Linked DNA regions of Homo sapiens: region 1 is linked to region 2. The links are chromatin loops, found by intact Hi-C in ENCODE. Cell type or tissue: heart left ventricle. All regions are shown on one strand. Each heading gives the region's core, and the rest is flanking DNA. Links, peaks and the distances in the headings are about the cores only.

Region 1 (8,317 bases), core at 246-8,245, 79 kb after region 2:
CTTCACCTGTGAGCCCCAATGCCCTGGACCGCACAGCCGCTTGGCTCTTGACCATGAACGCGCAGTTGTTAGAAGACGAGGGCCTGGGCCCAGACCCCCCCCACAGGGATAGGCTAAGGAGTAAGGACGAGCTCAGCCAAGCAGAAAAGGTAAAACTGGACCCTGGCGGCTCGGGACAGGGCGGGGCTGCCTCCCGGCAGCAGCTGGTAGGAGTCTCTCCCCCAGGTCCCCCAGCAACGGGTGCTGCTGTCCTTGTGAAGGGCCCGTCACCTCTGAGCCCCTGTTCCCTGTGAGAATAGCAGTCAGTGGGGTCTGGAAGAAAAGCAACAAGAGGGATGGATTAGCAGCTTAGACCTGAGGCTTCCCATCTGCAGATTGGAATCACCAGGGAATTGTCTTGGATACAGACTCCTGGGACCTCTGGGAAGGCTCCTTAGCCCAGGCAACTGAGGCAGTTGAGCTTCCTGAGGACCTGGGGGTTGAGGGCTGAGGGTGCCCAAGTGACATATAGAAGCCCCCCTGAGGGAACTTGGTACCTGAGGAGGCAGAGGCATGGGTCCCCAGGATGGCTGGGAGAGCCACCCCAGCCTGGCCCCCAAGGCTTGTGCCTGCCCACGGCCTGGCTCTTCACCCCTCTGGTCTCCACCAGGGCCTGGGAAAGAAACAGCAGTTACCAGCTTGGGGGGTGGGGTCAGGCTGCCATTGAGATGTTTTCTTCCCCACCCCCGGGAAAAGAATCTACTCTAAAAATGAAACTCTCACTCTGCCACACACTCTGCCATCTGCTGGGGCAAGGGGATGCTTCGTTGGTCTCCCAAGCCTTCCAGCTGTGGCAGCTGCTCTGGATCTGGGGGTAGTTTTTGTCTCCTACTGCCAGCTGCAGTCCATGTAGACGGAGGAACCAGCGCAGGCCCCAGAACGGCAGGCGCTTCTCCACTCCCCTCTGGATGCTCTCGCCCCGCTGGGCCCCAGGAAAGCCTGTGGCAACCTCTCGAGCAAGGGTATTGGGGTCAGAATGGCAGAACTCCTTCTCCCCGGCCTCAGGCGAGGCCCGTCTCCATGCTGCATCCTGCCACCGCCACCATCCCCGGTCCGCTACATCCACCTGCTTTCACCATAGTTACATGAAGGGGACCGGGGGACAGGGAACACAGTGCTCCCAGAGCCAGAGTTTGGCTGGGGAGTGAGGAGGACTGGCCTCACTCCAGGCTTTTTGCATCCCTGTGTCCTCATGGCGTCTGGCCCCTCTCGATCCCGGCGTTGGCCTTTCCTCGCTCAGCGCAGAGCACCTGACTCCTCTCTGCAGCCACGCCGCTTCCCAGCCTCGTCCACATCCCTGCTCCTCCCTGATGGTTGGGGTCTGTGCTGGACTGAGGCAGATCCAGAGCCTGGACCACCTGCCTTTCAGTTCTCTCTCTCTCCATTTCCTCATGCCACTGCCACCCCCTGGCTTTAGATTCAAACAGAGGCTGGGAAGCTGGGATCTTACCCTGCTAGTCAGTCGCTCTTCATGTGACATGGTCACCTTGTCTGGGCCTCAGTTTCCCCTCCTGCAGAGCTCCCACCTCTCAGGGTGCTGTCACATGTCCTTCATGTATCCAAGGGTTTTTTAACCTTTGTCATATAAAAGTTCAAAGCCCTAGTTACACCCTCAGTCCTGGGACTTGGGTCTAAGTCTTCATCCCCGCTGTAGCCATACAGGTCAGGCTGGGAGTTTGGAGTGGAGGCCCCACGGTGGGGCACAGGCACGCGTCTGGCTGCAGCCCCCACCAGCTGGGCTCCTTGGGCATCTCCTTGCTATGTGAAGTGGGCGGGTCACAGCCACTGGGGCCTTTCAAGTGGGGCTCCCTCCTACCCTTCCTCCCACTCGGGCTGACGAAGCTGTGCTCTCTGTGTCCTGGGTGCTGTGCCCGTGGACGCTGCCCTCCTGGTAGGACCTGGCGGTGCTGCAGGACAAGCTGCGAATCTCCACCAAGAAGCTGGAGGAGTATGAGACCCTGTTCAAGTGCCAGGAGGAGACGACGCAGAAGCTGGTGCTGGAGTACCAGGCACGGCTGGAGGAGGGCGAGGAGCGGCTGCGGCGGCAGCAGGAGGACAAGGACATCCAGATGAAGGGCATCATCAGCAGGTGGGGCCCACACCTGCCTGGCCTGGCCACAGGCACAGGCAGGGCAGCCATCGCTGCCTTCGAGGAGGCCCCTGGTCGGGGAGCCTCCTCAAAGGATAAGCTGAATGTGGAGAGAGGAGGGAAGAGAGTGTCTGGGCAGTGGGAGCAGCGTGAGCACAGGCCTGGAGGCAGGAGGTGGCCTGGAGGGTGGGCAGCCCATGCAGAATACAAAGCTGGGGATGAGGCTGGACCAATGACAGCTGGCTCCCGACGGGCCTGAGCCTCTACAAGGAGCCATACCATCTTAGTAAGCACTCTCAGGGGCGCTGAGAAGCTGGATTGGGGGGTGCCAGGAAAGACAGGGAGGACCCCAATACAGGGTAAGAAAAGTGGGAATGAGTCTCAGTTACGTATAGTAGATGAAGGTGGAAGACACAGCGTAGCCCCCAGATTCCTACCAAGAGTGTCTGGGTGTGGGCGTATCAGGGTACCAGTTACTGAGCTGGGAACTGTTAAGAGGAGTGGTTTGAGTGGGGAGGGAGAGGGGGATGGTGCCAGTCTGATATCCTGAGTTTTAAGGGGCCTGGGTTATCTGGGAAAGGGCTTCAGAGGAACAGCGGGTTTTAATGCTGACTCTCATCTTTTTGAAGGCTTATGTCAGGCCCCATGTTGGTGCCTCCATCTCTGTCTCTGGCTCTGCCTATGGGTAGGGCATCCCTACCTTGGTGTCAGGCAGGGAGTACAATCAACCCCAGGGTCCCAGTCGTGGAGTTTACTTCCTTCTCAGTAATACCAGGCACGGGAGGAGAGACAGTGTGTCTTGTTTGAATTGGCCTGGTCTAAGACCCCATCAGCTGGACAGACCAAGCAGGTGTGCAAGAGCCAGGAAGGCCTCTGCTCCATGTTTTGTCTATGACATAAGCCCTTCCCAGATTCCTCCTATTTAGACCACCTGTTTCTCTGTTCCTGACTGTTGTTTGCTCCATTTACTTGTAGTTTGGTTCATTATGAAATAGTTAACATGAGTGAAACCAGGGTGGCTAGAAACCTGCTGTTCACTTGTTCTCCAGCTCTGCTCTTGGCTCACCTTGTGTGTGTTTCCAAGAATGGAAATGCTTTTCAATTTAACTGCCTTCTCTACATTGTGTGTATTCTCTGATATTTGCATGTTCTGAATTCAGAGACTTGCTTAACACGTTCGTTTCTACTAACCAATCCTGGAATATTTCCTCCTTAATGTAAATGTCAGTTAGGTAGATAGTGTTCAAGTATTCCATATCCTTACTGGCTTTTCTATTTCTCCCTTCATTCCAACTGGTTTTTGCTTTATGTACACTGAAACTATTCTTAGGTGCATATACATTTAGGCTGTTTATGTACTATTGTTGAATTAATTCCAACTGGTTTTTGCTTTATGTACACTGAAACTATTCTTAGGTGCATATACATTTAGGCTGTTTATGTACTATTGTTGAATTAACCTCTTTGTCATTATAAAATCACTTTCTTTATCCCTTGAAATATTCTTTGCTCTGAAATCTGCCTTGTCTGCTATTAATGTAGCCACCCCAACTTCCTTTTGATTCGTGTTGGTATGGTATAGCTTTTTTTATCCTCCTGCTTTTAACTCATTGTCTTGGTCCATTCAGGCTGCTATAACAAGGTACCTTAGACTGGGTAATTTATAAACAACAGAATATGTATTGCCCTCAGTTCTGAAGTCTAACATCAAAATGCCAGCAGATTCAGGGTATAGTGACTCTCTGCTTCATATTATAGTGCACCGTTGCTGTGTTCTCACATTGTAGGGGGTGTGAGCAAGCTCCCTTGGGCTTCTTGTATAATATAAAAGCACTAATTCCATTTTTGAAGGCAAAGCCCATAGGATGTAATCACCTCTCAAAACCCCTACCTATTAAGATAATCAATCACCTTGGGGGTTAGGTGTCAACATATGAATTTAGAAGGTGACACAAACATTCAGAGCATAGCACCCATCTATATATATGAAGTGGGTTTATTTTACGGGCACCATACTATTGGGTCTTGCTTTCGTCTAAATGGTTCTGCCTTTTTATTGGAGTGTTTTGACCATTTACATTTAATGTAATTATTGATATATTTAAATCTGTTGCCTTGTTTCCTATTTGTACCATCTGTTCTTTTTTTCCTGCCTTCTTTTGGACTGAGTATTTTTTTATGATTCCATTTTCTCTCCTATTGACTTATTAGCTTTATCTCTTTGTTGCTCTAGGGCAGGGATTGGCAAACTTTCTACAAAGGAGCAGATCAAAAGTATTTTAGGCTTTGTAGGCCATATGGTCTCTATTGCAACTGTTCAGCTCTGCTGTTACAGCAGAACTATTTGTGTGAGATGGCTATTTACAAAAACAGGCAATGGTCCAGATTTGGCCCTCACCCTGAGGCTGTAATGACAGGGAGTCTGTCATTGTCTTTGTTCCTCTGTACTTTATGTATCTGTTTTCCCTGGCTATTTATAAGATACTTTTTTTTTAAATCACTGGTTGTCAGTAGTTGGATTGTGATGTTCATTGGTGTGGTTTTCTTCTAATTTCTTGGGTCTTGGATTTGTATGTCTGCAGTCCCACCTCCCCCCATTTCTTTCTCTGGGATTCCTAGCACACGTGCATTAGGCTGACTCATTTTGTCCCGTATCTCACTGATGCTCTGTTATCTTCTTTCTTCATTTTTTTTCTGTTTCTTCTCTTTGATAGTTTCTATGACTATGTCTTCAAGTTTGCTAATTATTTCTTCTTCTGTGTGTAACCTGCTATTAATCTGATCCAGTATTTTTTCACAGCAGATAATTATATTTTTCACCTCTTAGAATTTCATTTTGCTTTAAATTCCATCAGTTTTAATTCTCATTGTGCTTTTACTTCTGTTTTCTGAAACATGTAGAATATATTTATAATACCTTGTTGTTTTCATGTCCTTGTCTAATTCTATCATCTGTGACATCTGAGTCTGTTTTTACTGATTTATTTTCCGCCTGCTTATGAGTTTTCCTACTTCTCTCTGTATACTTGGTAATTTTTGGTTGGATGCCAGGCATTGTGAATCTCACAGTGAGGTGCTGAATGTTTTTGTGTTCCTTTAAATCCTTTCTGGGGGCTTTATTCTGGGAGACAGTGAGGTTACTTGGAATCTGTTCAATCCTCTCAGGGTTTCCTTTTAAGTTTTGTTAGGCTGCGTCCTGCAGAGCCTTTAGTCTTGGCCTAACGTGGCCCTGCTCTGAGGGGGTTTCCTTCCCCGGGTCCTCTGTGATTCCCAGTGTTGGTGCGTCACTGCACTCTCACTGGTACAACATGAACTGCTTCTGCGATTGTTTCGTGTTCTCCTTTCTGACGGTTCTTGCCTAGCCTGGTAATTTTCTCATCTGCATGCGGATATTATTCAGTCAGAGACACAAGGGGAACCCCCACTCGGGAGCTATGTGGAGTTTCTCTCTGCCTCTTGCTCCTCTCTGGCTTCTGCCCTGCAAATCCCACACCTCTTGACCTTCCTGACCTGCCTGTCTCCTCAACTCAGTGAGGCTGCTGACTCCGCCTTCCCTCTGCTTCCAGGCCGTTCACTGGGCTCTCCTTGTTGGTTTCTGTTCTCCTAGAAATTATTGTACTGCATTGCCTGTATTGTGTCCATTTTTCTGGTTTGTTTGTTTGGTTGGTTTTTAATAAAGAGATGGGGTCTCGCCATGTTACCCAGGCTGGTCTTGAACTCCTAGTCTCAAGTGATCCTCCCTCCCTGGCCTCCCAAAGTGCTGAGATTATAGGCGTGAGCCAATGTGCCCGGCCCTATTTGTTTTTAAGACAAGAGAGTAAATACAATCTCCTTCCAATCTAATTTTCCTTAATAAAACAAATACCCTCCTGCCACCCCACCCCCAGCACAAGCTTTCCTCAGAGTGATACCTTCCTGTACTGGGGAACCTGCCCCGGAGGGTCCCCCCCGCCACCACCGCTCCTCCCAGTTAGTGCTCCCTGAACTGCTGCCCTGCTGCCCCCATTACAGTCCCGTGCAGAACCGGCCCCGGCACAGTGGCTCCCTGTGTGTCTTCTGTGAGTGGGCTAAGTGCTTGCCCAGTGTGCGGTGGCTGCTCTAGGCTGGAGGAATCAAGAGGGCAGGGATGGAGAGAAGCCTTGGGAGTGGAGGGCTCATCTAAGAGTGTGTGGAGCAAGGAGAAGGGAGGCTGAGGCCAAAGCCCTGTGGACCCCCATGTCCAGAGGCAGACAGGACAAGGCATCTAGGAGACAGGCAGACCCAGAGAGTGTGGGGTCTCAAAGCCAAAGGAGAGTGGGAAGGTGGGAGTGCCCAGCAGTGAGAGTGTCTCAGGAACCAGCCAGGTGGGGCCAGGAGGGCTCCCAGGCAGGGAGCAGCAGGACGGAGCCGGCCTCCTGCCCACTGAGCTTCCGCGGGTGGTATGTCCCCCAGCTACTGCTCATTGTTCTGCCTGCACACCTGTCCTTCAGATGTCTCCTACTGATGTGCGACCTCCCAGCCCACCCTCCAGGGAACGTCACTGCTTCCTGCTCTTTGTTCCAGGGACCTGAGCTTTCCACTAGCGCAGCTGCTCCGTGCAGGGTGTAGTTAGTTACTCGTGCCTCCTGCCTTGTGAACTCCTTGAGGGAAAGGACTAGAGTTCATTCATCTTGGCACCTCGCGTACAACTTTGTGAAGATGGCGGGGGCAGGGTGGAAAAAGTTCTAGAGCCTTTCAGGGCCTTCGTCTTTCCACCACCTGCCTAGCTCTAGGGGTTTGAAGATCTAATGCCCATTTCCACCCATCTTGGCTCCTGGAAGAACATCGGGAAAGGGGCAGCCCGGGGGCCTCTGGGGCTTTAGGAGCAGCGAGTGTGGGATGTGGAGGTGAGGAAGGAGGCCCAGCAGTGTCAGTTGCTGGGAGTCGGCTGGAGGGCCTCTGCCCCAGGCAAGTATGGGAGGCAAGTCTCTGACCCAAGGAGGGGCTCTCCTAGTGTGTCCCTGCTGTGTGCGGGGGTGATGGGCTTGTTCTCACACCCTCCCCACCTCTGCTGCCTCCAGGGCCAGTCTGACTGTCTCTGTCTCTGGCTATAGGTTGATGTCCGTGGAGGAAGAACTGAAGAAGGACCACGCAGAGATGCAAGCGGCTGTGGACTCCAAACAGAAGATCATTGATGCCCAGGTGGGGGCTCCGGCCCTTTGGTCAGCCACAAGAGTTAAAGGGCCTGGGATTAGGAGGGGTGACTAGCCTCTCCATCCTCAGTCATACCTCACTGCAGACACTGAGGGGAATAAGAAACCAGAATCTGCCCTGAGAAGTCAGACCTGTGGTCTTAGTGGGCCACAAGCTCACTAGGACAGGCTGTGAAAGGAGAGAGGCAGCTCCTCCCCTGCCAGGGCTCTTGGCGGGCATTGTCTTTCACCAGGACTGCTGACCAAAGAGTGGAAGCCACCAGGAGGGCAGTGGGGGTAGGAGTGAAGGCAGGCTGGTCAGAGGGAGCAGTGGGGCTCTCGTTCACAACTATGGCATCCGGGCTGCATTGAGGGGAGACGTGAAAGGCTCTGTGGCCCCAGCCTCCTTTACTCAGGGCTGCACCGCTTTCCTTTCACTCACCCAGGAGTAGGCTGGGCCTTGCTCAGGCTGTAAACTGCACAGACCAGGAGCTGTGACCTCTGGTGTGTCATGCACACACATGTGAGCAAGGGTGCCTGCCCTAGGGGCCGCAGGCAGCCCATAGACAGCACTAGAGCTGCTGCATTTGGGCTGATAAGCAGGCAGCGAGGCTGTGTCCATGATGCTGCAGAGGCCTCTGCCTACCTTCTCTTGCCAGCTGCTCACAGCCCGGAGCCTGCCTGCCACCCTCATCTCCAGGCCACCCCCTTCCCCGATGCTTGTCGTAGGTATACACAGCCCTAAGGAGCCTGTCCCATGACCCCCGCTCACATCCCCATTGTCCACAGGAGAAGCGCATTGCCTCGTTGGATGCCGCCAATGCCCGCCTCATGAGTGCCCTGACCCAGCTGAAAGAGAGGTACAGCATGCAAGCCCGTAACGGCATCTCCCCCACCAACCCCACCAAATTGCAGATTACTGAGAACGGCGAGTTCAGAAACAGCAGCAATTGTTAACCTGCCTGAGGAGGGAGGAAGCTACCCAAGGAGAGGGGGACTATGGTGGCCAAGGGCAGGGTCTCGGCCTGGGGAGGCACCC
Region 2 (8,317 bases), core at 162-8,161:
GGGGACCACCTATAATCTTTGCAGATGAGCTAGGCCCGACACATGTCACTACAAACGGAGTGTTTTTAACAGTCCTGTACATGTATATGGGAATTGCACATGGCTTTTGTTGAGCACTTACTGTCGGCTACACTCTGAGCCTAGAGCTTTATCAGTTTTTCGTTTTTGTTTTTGTTTTTTGTTTTTTTGAGATGGAATCTTGTTTTGTTGCCCAGGCCGAAGTGCAGTGGCCAAACTTGGCTCACTGCAGCCTCCACCTCCTGGGTTCATGCAATTCTCCTGCCTCAGCCTCCCGAGTAGCTGGGATTACAGGCTCGTGCCACCACGCCCGGCTAATTTTTGTATTTTTAGTAGAGACGGGGTTTTGCCATCTTGGCCAGGCTGGTCTTGAACTCCTGACCTCAGGTGATCCACCCGCCTCAGCCTCCCAAAGTGCTGGGATTACAGGCGTGAGCCACCATGCCTGGCAACTTTATCCACTTTTATCTGCCAATTTAATCCTCACTGCAGCCCCCCACCCACTTCAGAGAGAGGCAAGGGGCCTTAGCTGTCTTCTCTTGCAGTGAGGGGTCTGTGGAGCTGGGTTTGACTTGGTTCTTAGCCACTGGGCTGTCAGTGGGCTCCACTGCGGTCCCGGAAAGTGGGTATCAAGAACCCTGTTTGACTGAATGATTTGCCCACTGCCCCTCAATTAAAGGTTGTCTTGGGTCTAGAATAAGAGTTTCTGACTTGAAGACCAGTCAGCCCCTCTTCCCAAGTTAGGGGCTGTAGCTGCCTCCAGAAATCAAGTCCCAGGAGCTGCCTCTGAAGGGACAGCAGAAAAGGTTTGCCTCCCTTCATCTGGCGAAGAGGGAGAGGACGCCCTTGGCCCTCCACCCCCATGAAGGAGAGCAACAAGCTGTGTGGCTGGGCAGAGCAGAGCAGAGGACTGGAGTCCACGGTCCTTGATTAACCTTGCTTTGTGATCTTGGGGAAGGGCCTTCCCTACTCTGGTCCCCAGTCACCCTGTAATACAGCCTTTGCATCTGAGTCCCCTTCTGGCAGTGGCTTTCCAAGATGATGAGTATTTGTTAAGTCTGTCATATGCAGGGTCCTGAGCTGAGTTCTCTGGGGGACACAGGTCTCTAGGTGGATGTGTGATGTGATCGGTGGGTGGGTCAACGGGAACACTCTCTGTTCCCTGGAAGAATCTCTTTTCCCATGATCTGAGCTCCCTGACCTCTTGAATATCCATATACTGCTCACTCCATAATGTTCATGGCTATCTTGGCCACTGTGTCTAGCACATAATGGCTCTCATTAAGGTGAAAGAGTGAATATGACAGGGTATTAGGAGTCCCCAAGGTCATTGTCAGTTTGGGTGGGGGAGTTACCATTCTGAGTAGGCTTTAAGGAGGAGGCTGCTTGTCAGAGGAACATTAAGTAGAGTCACAGGGGGTGGAGTGGGGAAGAGGAAGTGGCACATGTGCATCAAACCTCCTAGACGGGAGAAAACTTTTTTGTTTAAACTCAGAAATAGGATAAAGCCATCAATATTGCTCCAGAATGAGCTACATAAATTGTGAAACATGCTTCTTTGTTCTTCATACCTCAAGATTGCAAAAATTGTGAAATTTTCATCAGTGTAGAAAATAAAAACCAAGAAAAGGTACAAGCCCATTGGGATAACTTGCTTGACCACAACCCCTGGGAGAAGAGAACCCATCCAAATTAGCCAGGTGCAGCCCCCTCTCCTATAGCTGGCAAGAGGCAGAGTTTGGGAGAGCTCAGAGCTCACGCAGAGGTGCAGGCCTCTGCCTCCATGCCATGTGTCCTGGAGAGCCTAGTGCTCTCCTGACCTGCCACCGTTTGGGGTCCCTCTGCATTAAGCATTGCCTTGTCTATGGGTCATGCCTCTGGAGAAGGGTCCCTCCTGCAGCCCCTAATACCTAAGAGATATTTGTGGCGGCTGATTAGAATACCCTGATGGATAATTCCAGGCTGCAGAGGTGAGAGGCATTTGGACTCCACTGCCTGGGATGGCCTTCTGGTGAGGTATCATTTCAGCTGGGCCTTGAAGGACACGCAGAATCCCAACAGGTGGCCACAGGGGTATGTCTCCTGTGGATATGAATGGCTGAGGAAGGAGGAAAAGGCAGAAGGAGAAAGATAGGAAAAGGGAAATCTTGAAAGCTCTTGAATTAGCCAGGCCCGGAAGCTGGGTGTCCTTGGGTAAGTCACTTTACCTGTCTGAGCAAGCTTCTTCATTTGCAGCAAATGTTTTTCTGTCATTTTCTGTCTGTGCGGGTGACATGAGATGACTTGTACAGCCCATGTTTGACCTTGTCATGTTGAAGATGGACAGATACAGCCCAGGGCCTGTGCCAAACATCCACTGCTCCTCTTGAACACAGAGAGGGCTGCCAAACTGACCCTTTATTTTGTGATGGATGGAATGTGGTATTTGGATTATGTACATTAACCTCAAATTAAATTAATATCCCACTTGCCACCTGGAATTGAGACTGGGGTGGGTGAGCCCCCAGAACACCCCCCTCTTTAGAGGACTCCCCCTCCTCCAGTTTTCCTCTCCCTCAAGCTGCCTGTAGTTTCCAAGCCCGGCAGGACACAGGCTGTGTCCCCTGGGGCCCCCACATCTATCCCGTCACCTGTAAAGGGAAGATTGGTTTGACCTGTGTGTATTGAACGCCTGTCTCCTCTGTCTCTGCCATTAGACCAGGAGCTCTTGGGATGGGGGAGGTGGGGGATTAAGCTCTGTTTTCAGTCAGTGCAACCTGTTAGGTGGATAAATGGCGTGAATAAGGTTCCCCAAATCTTGAAGCTTTTAATGGGGATACTCAGCAAACCCTTCAGCCCCTCGGGCCCCTCCCTGAGCTGAGCACTAGGGATCCCGTCCCGCAAGGTGGTTGTCCTTGCTGGGGTACATACAACGGTTCCGGGGAGGGGCCCCACCCTGACATCAAGCTACTGCCGCTCTGGGAAGGAAAGTCGCCCGGAATCGGGGTCTAAGTGGCCAGGGCACTGCCAGGCGCAGGCCAGCCGGCGCCTCAGCCGACCACGCGCCCGCTCTCATCGGTACCACCGAGGGCTGGAGAGCAGCGACCTCGCAGCGGAGGAAGGCGCTTTGTCAATCCCCGACGGGGTGGGGGGGCGTGGATTCCTCCAGGTGGGTGTGGGGGGTGTGACCTCGCACGGGGAGGACAAGCTCGGAGGCGGCAGGGAGGTGAGCGGGGCGGCCGGCCCTGGCGGTCCCCGGGGGTCTCCGCCCCTCCGCAGCCCCGCCCCCTCGTCCCGGTACTCCCCCTCGCCCCGGCGCCCGGGGGGCTCGGGCAGCCTCGGCCGCGGTCGGCGCGGCTCGGCTCGGCGTCGCCAAGGCAACAGCGGCTTAGGGGGCGGGGGCGACGTGGCGGGCGGGGTGGGCTGGGCCGCGCTGCGCGGGCCGGGCCGTCGGCGCTCGGTCGGCGGGCGGGCGGCGCGGGCCGCGAGCTGCTGGGGCCGAGCCCGAGCCCGGCCCGCCCTCGGCCGCGCGGCCGCCCAGCAAGGGTGCGGGTCCCGCGCGGGTCCCGGCCCGCCGCCGCCGCGCTAACCCCGCCTCCCCTTCCCCCTCTTGTCCCCCCGTGCGCAGGGCTTCCTCAGCCGCCGCCTCAAGGGCTCCATCAAGCGCACCAAGAGCCAGCCCAAGCTGGACCGCAACCACAGCTTCCGCCACATCCTGCCGGGGTTCCGGAGCGCCGCCGCCGCCGCCGCGGACAATGAGAGGTGAGCCCGCCGCCGCCGCCCGGTCCCCCGCGCCGCCGCCCCGGGCTGCGCCCCTGAGGACGCGGGGACAAAGCGCGAGCCCGGCCCGGGGCGAGCCACACGGCGGTGGGGGGACCCCACGCCGCCCGCCGGGAACTTATGGGGCCACCTCGGCCGGACTAGGGGGCCCGAGGGGAGGACCCTGTGCCTCCCTCCGGGGTTAGGTGAGTAGAAGAGAGGAGAGCAGAGGGTGCCCGCGGCGGCCCGGGCGAGGCCGGGCGCGAAGTCCCCTCGCAGGGAAGTCCTGCCTCGCCTGTCCGAGGTGGGCATTGTTTCCCGGGCCGTGCGGTGCCCGAACCGGGGACGGAAGTGGGGCCTCTGCCGCCAGGACCCATCCCCCTGCCTTGGGAGCCCCTGGGTATCAGATACAAAAGGCATTTTCGGCCGGGTTTGGCCGAGACCGGGCGCTGCCCGTGGTGAGGGGAAGGGTGAACATCTGGAGGGGAGGAGCAGGGGGCTGGGCCACTTAGGGGGCACATCTGCTCTAAGTAGGGCGCGTGCTCCACTGGGGGCTGGCGCTAGCAGAGCGGGCAGTGCCCAGGCCCTGAGCTGGGGGCACAGCCTGAGGCTGGGGAGCCAGGGCCATCTCCTCTCCAGCCTAGGCAGCTGCTTCTCTCCTTCCCTCACCTCTCCACTCTCAGGGGTGTCTCCTGCTTTCTGTTTCCTTCTCCTGGGCCAGCCGGGAGCAGGTGTGGAAATTCCGCGGGGAGGTGGCTGGTGGGGCAGAAGGGGAGAGGGAGGAGGAGGTGGTTCAACCTGCCGGGAGACGCTGGCCAGGGAGCAGGCTTCAGCTCGCAAGGGCAAGCCATCCTGTCCTCCAGGGGGCACTGGGCGGACACAGCCTCTCAGGGCCCAGGTCCTCCTCGAGTGGTGCCAGCCACAGGCACCTTTCCACTTAGGCACAGGCATGGTGATGGATTCCAGTGCCAGTTAGAACATGTCCCTGCCCAGCCTGTGGAGGTGAAAGTACGGGCAGGCACCGAGGAGCCTTTTCAGCATTCAGCCCGAACGTCTCAGACCACTGGCATCTGCCTTCGTAGGGCTGTGTCCGTGTTGGCACTCCCTGTAGGGGAGGCGTAGGTAGCATGAAAATGTCTCTCCCCTCCCCCTTGGTTCTAGCGGGCAGAGGAGTACAAGTTACAGCCCAACTCCTGCCCAAGGTTGAGTGACTGTTTAACTGACCCCTAGCATCTTCCTGGAGAGTAACACTTCCACCTCCCAGTAGAATGGCTAGACGTTTAATTTCCATCGTCCCAGAGCCGCGCTCTCCAGTGCATCCTCACCACTGCCTGCAGCTGGTTTCCTGCCCCAGCTGCCAAGCCCAGCCTGAGGCGGGACCCTCAGCCTTTCTCTGATGGCCCTGGTGCCCCAGGGGACCAGGCGTGCCCTGGCAGGAAGATGCAGCCAGGCCAGAGCTCAGCGCTGGGTGCAGTCACTGCGTCTTTGAAAATCTCGCTTCCCATCTTTGTTATTGTCTGGGCGGCAGGCCACCCGGTTTGCTGCCTTCCTCCCTCCACCGGGCCCCTGCCTTCGGCTGTCTTCCCCAGGAACATGCCCTTCTCCGCGCTTTCCTTGGCGGGGGTCAGGACCCTCTGCACCCGCATGCGGGGGCTTGTGTACGTACCCCGTTTTGTGTGCATGTGGTGGTTGTCCGGGGAGCAGGAGAGACAACAGGCAGTCCGGCTTCTGAGTGTGTCTGCTCTCCCGGGAGCAGGCGGCATGCATGTCATGTTTACCTCCTTACAGCGGGAAGCCTGTACCTAGAAGCCGGCAAGTGCTGGCTGGCCACCCTAGCCAGAGGTCGGGGCATGGCCAAGACGACCTCGTGCGGGTCCTGCCCCACTTGGCCTCAGGTCAGCCTTGCCACATGCTGAAGGGGCGCAGAGTGGGGGTTGGGAGTGAAACTACAAGCCTGTTTCTGGAAACAGTAGGAAACGGTAGCGGTTGGAGCAGAATGTCACTGGCAGCGGTGTGGAATTGTCTTATTAATTTTCTATAAACAAAATATGGCTTGGTGGCCTCTCTGGCACAGGAAGGGAGCCTAGATTTCCCATGGACAGGCAGAAAGACTGGGTTTGAAATCTCTCTACCCAGCCTTGGAGCTGAAATAGGCTTTCCCAGGACTGGGGTCTCCTGATTTGCTGCTTTGCTTAGGAACAGATTCGTCGGCTGCTGCTGGGATGGATGGGCAGAAATTTCTCTGGGGCTGTCCCTGGAGTCATCCTATTTGGAGTTCAGTGAGTAAAAACAACTATGGTGACCCCGCCCGCCCCCCAGCTCATGGCCAAACCTGGATGAGTGGAGCAGTGCCTCTCCCTGCTCTGATGTGGTGTGGTTGTGATGTTGAAGGCTGGGAGGGCAGGATGGGCTGTCTTTGGCTTGGTTTAGCAGCAAGGAAGGGTTGTGTCCTGGCTCCATGGGACCCCCACTGGCTGCCATGCCTCTGGCTGGGGAGAGGGTAAGTGCCAAGACGCTAGCCTCAGTGAGTGGGTGGGACACGAGTGGGAAGGACGGTGGGGGCTTCTAGGGTGTCGAGCGGGAGTCCTGGTCCCCATGGCCTTCCCGTGTAGATGAGCGGCACAGGGCACTCTGGGGCGGCCACTTGAGTTCTGACTTTGGATGAATCTATCTGGTTTATATGGCTGCTGAAGAGGCTTTGTTGAATGCTGTCTGCGTGCTCCGCAAGCTGCTGTGTTGGGGAGGTGGTTTTTTTGCGCTGGAATTCTCTCATCTGGAGGTTGGAAACCAGTTGGTTCTGTGCTGGGATTTTTTTGGCTCCCTGGAAAAGGAGTCGGTTTCAGGGGTGGGGATGCCGAACCTGGCTGGTTGGGATTGAGGGTTGCTATCTGGTTGTGAGGCTGGGGTCAGGCCAGGCAGTGCTTGGTTGGCACAGCTGGGCTCTGGGGGCTGGGGGCTGTAGGACAGGCTTGAGCCTTCGGACTTATTCTTCTGAAACGGCCTCAGGGGAGGTTGCCAGCTGGTCTCCACAGTCTCTGGGTCCCTCAGACACTCATTTCTTCTTCAGAAGCTTTGGCAGTAAGCACCAAGGACAGGTGATCATTTCTCCTGGGTAACAAACACATGCTGCTTGGAGCGCTTTCCAGGTGAAAGGTGTGCCGGCAAAAGCATTTTCATTTTGCACACTGGAAATGCTGCTGCTTCATTTACAGGGCTGTTTTAATGTTGGTAAAAGTGATATAGAGGATGTGGTTCTGTCAGCCCAGAGGATAATTTCCAAGTCATTCATTTATTTATTAATGTTACTGAGGAGCTAGGAGGGTCAGTTGGCAATATTATGCTTTCCTCATTCCTTCTCTCTCCTGATGCTGTTTCTGGGTGACTCTAGCCCTCCACACCTGCTGGGAATATGCTTCCTTTGGCATGCTACCTGTCTAAACTTACCACAGTAGTTACTCTAAAGTGTCTGTACCCCCATCAAGCTCTTCCCAGTCATCCTGGTGCGGAGCTTAGCTCATAAATGCAGGCAGCTCTGGGGCAGGTAGGCAAGGCTGCTATGTGTGGAGTTAGGGATCGATTCCCCCTTCCAGAGTATGTGTGTGCTGGCTGGCGTTCCCACACCTGAAAGTTACTAATGGTGGAATTCCAAGTGATAAGGGACTAGGGAAGGAGATACAGTACTTGGATGTTGGGGATGGCAGCTTCCAGGGACCCTCACCTGGACCTGGGTAGGCAGGAATCAATTCTGCCCCTTGTGGTGAGACAGTCCCTGGAGGAGGGAGAGTGAGGAAGGTTGATGAGGAACAGGGGAAATGGAAGTTAGGGTCTATTTTCCTGCTTTAGTTGCTGACAGTAAGTGCAGGCAGGACTGGGCACCCAAGTCTGGTGTTTCTTGCCCTTGTTCCCTCCCCTACTATAGACAGGGAGGGCCTGGTCCTTTTTTTGGGGACTAGTCTGTCTAGTGTGGTGATGTCAAGATGATAGTGCAGTTTAGACAATTGCCAGGAGTCATGGGATGTATGTGATCTTTGGATTTGAAGCCAAGCATTCCTGGGGCAAGTCACGTAACCTTTTGCAGCCTCAGTTTGCTCATCTGCAGAATGGGCATCATGATAATCATGTTGTTGAAGACATTAACATTAATACATTTAGCACACTTTTCATAGAAATTTTCTGGTTCAGTGCTGTTTTCTTAGCATTTAACACTGGGTCTTGCACATTTCTTAAATGTTTCTAAAATTTAATTAAATAATGTGTGAAAGAGGTTAGATTAATATGTCATAGGTTTTCAGTTAATATTGGTAGGGTTAAGTCACCTCGTCTTGGTAAGCCTCAGTTTTCTCATCCACAGTGTGGGAATAATAAGCAATCATGTGGCCTCATCCTGAGGTTCAAGAGATAATAGATGTTGCTGTGCCTGGTAAGGTGATTCGAGCTTAAGATGGGTCATTATTGCCTTAAACTTAAGAAACAGCCATTATTACCTAGAGCACAGGATGTTTTCCTAGGGATTCCTGCTTACACCTGGGAAAGCAAAGCTCTCATGTGTGTTTTAATAATC

Evidence for each region. A loop is a pair of places that touch in the nucleus more often than their neighbours do. Peaks named below come from ENCODE experiments on the same cell type or tissue, not always from the same donor. Only the 100,000 strongest peaks of a DNase experiment are listed, where the experiment ranks them.
Region 1: a loop joins it to region 2, with 12 times the contacts of the local background. A loop is called at or near these places in 8 of 110 quality-filtered maps.

Annotation. Positions count from the first base shown.
Region 1 is chr9:121,774,264-121,782,580 of GRCh38, forward strand. It overlaps DAB2IP (DAB2 interacting protein), which reads left to right. Exons shown (of 16, transcript NM_001395010.1): 13 at 1-149; 14 at 1,935-2,128; 15 at 7,201-7,288; 16 at 8,068-8,317. The coding sequence ends at 8,235. Among named protein-coding and RNA genes, the nearest start is that of DAB2IP, 130 kb to the left of the region's middle. RefSeq lists an enhancer at 7,332-8,317. In heart left ventricle, for the core only: no CTCF peak of the experiment used is centred there; no DNase peak of the experiment used is centred there; H3K27ac peaks cover 2,778 bases.
Region 2 is chr9:121,695,700-121,704,016 of GRCh38, forward strand. DAB2IP (DAB2 interacting protein) reads left to right here. Exons shown (of 16, transcript NM_001395010.1): 3 at 3,626-3,759. Among named protein-coding and RNA genes, the nearest start is that of DAB2IP, 48 kb to the left of the region's middle. RefSeq lists a silencer at 3,768-3,847. In heart left ventricle, for the core only: a CTCF peak has its summit at 4,610 (motif pointing right); DNase peaks (open chromatin) are centred at 3,132, 3,692, 4,632, 5,162 and 1 weaker place; H3K4me3 peaks cover 2,917 bases; H3K27ac peaks cover 2,543 bases.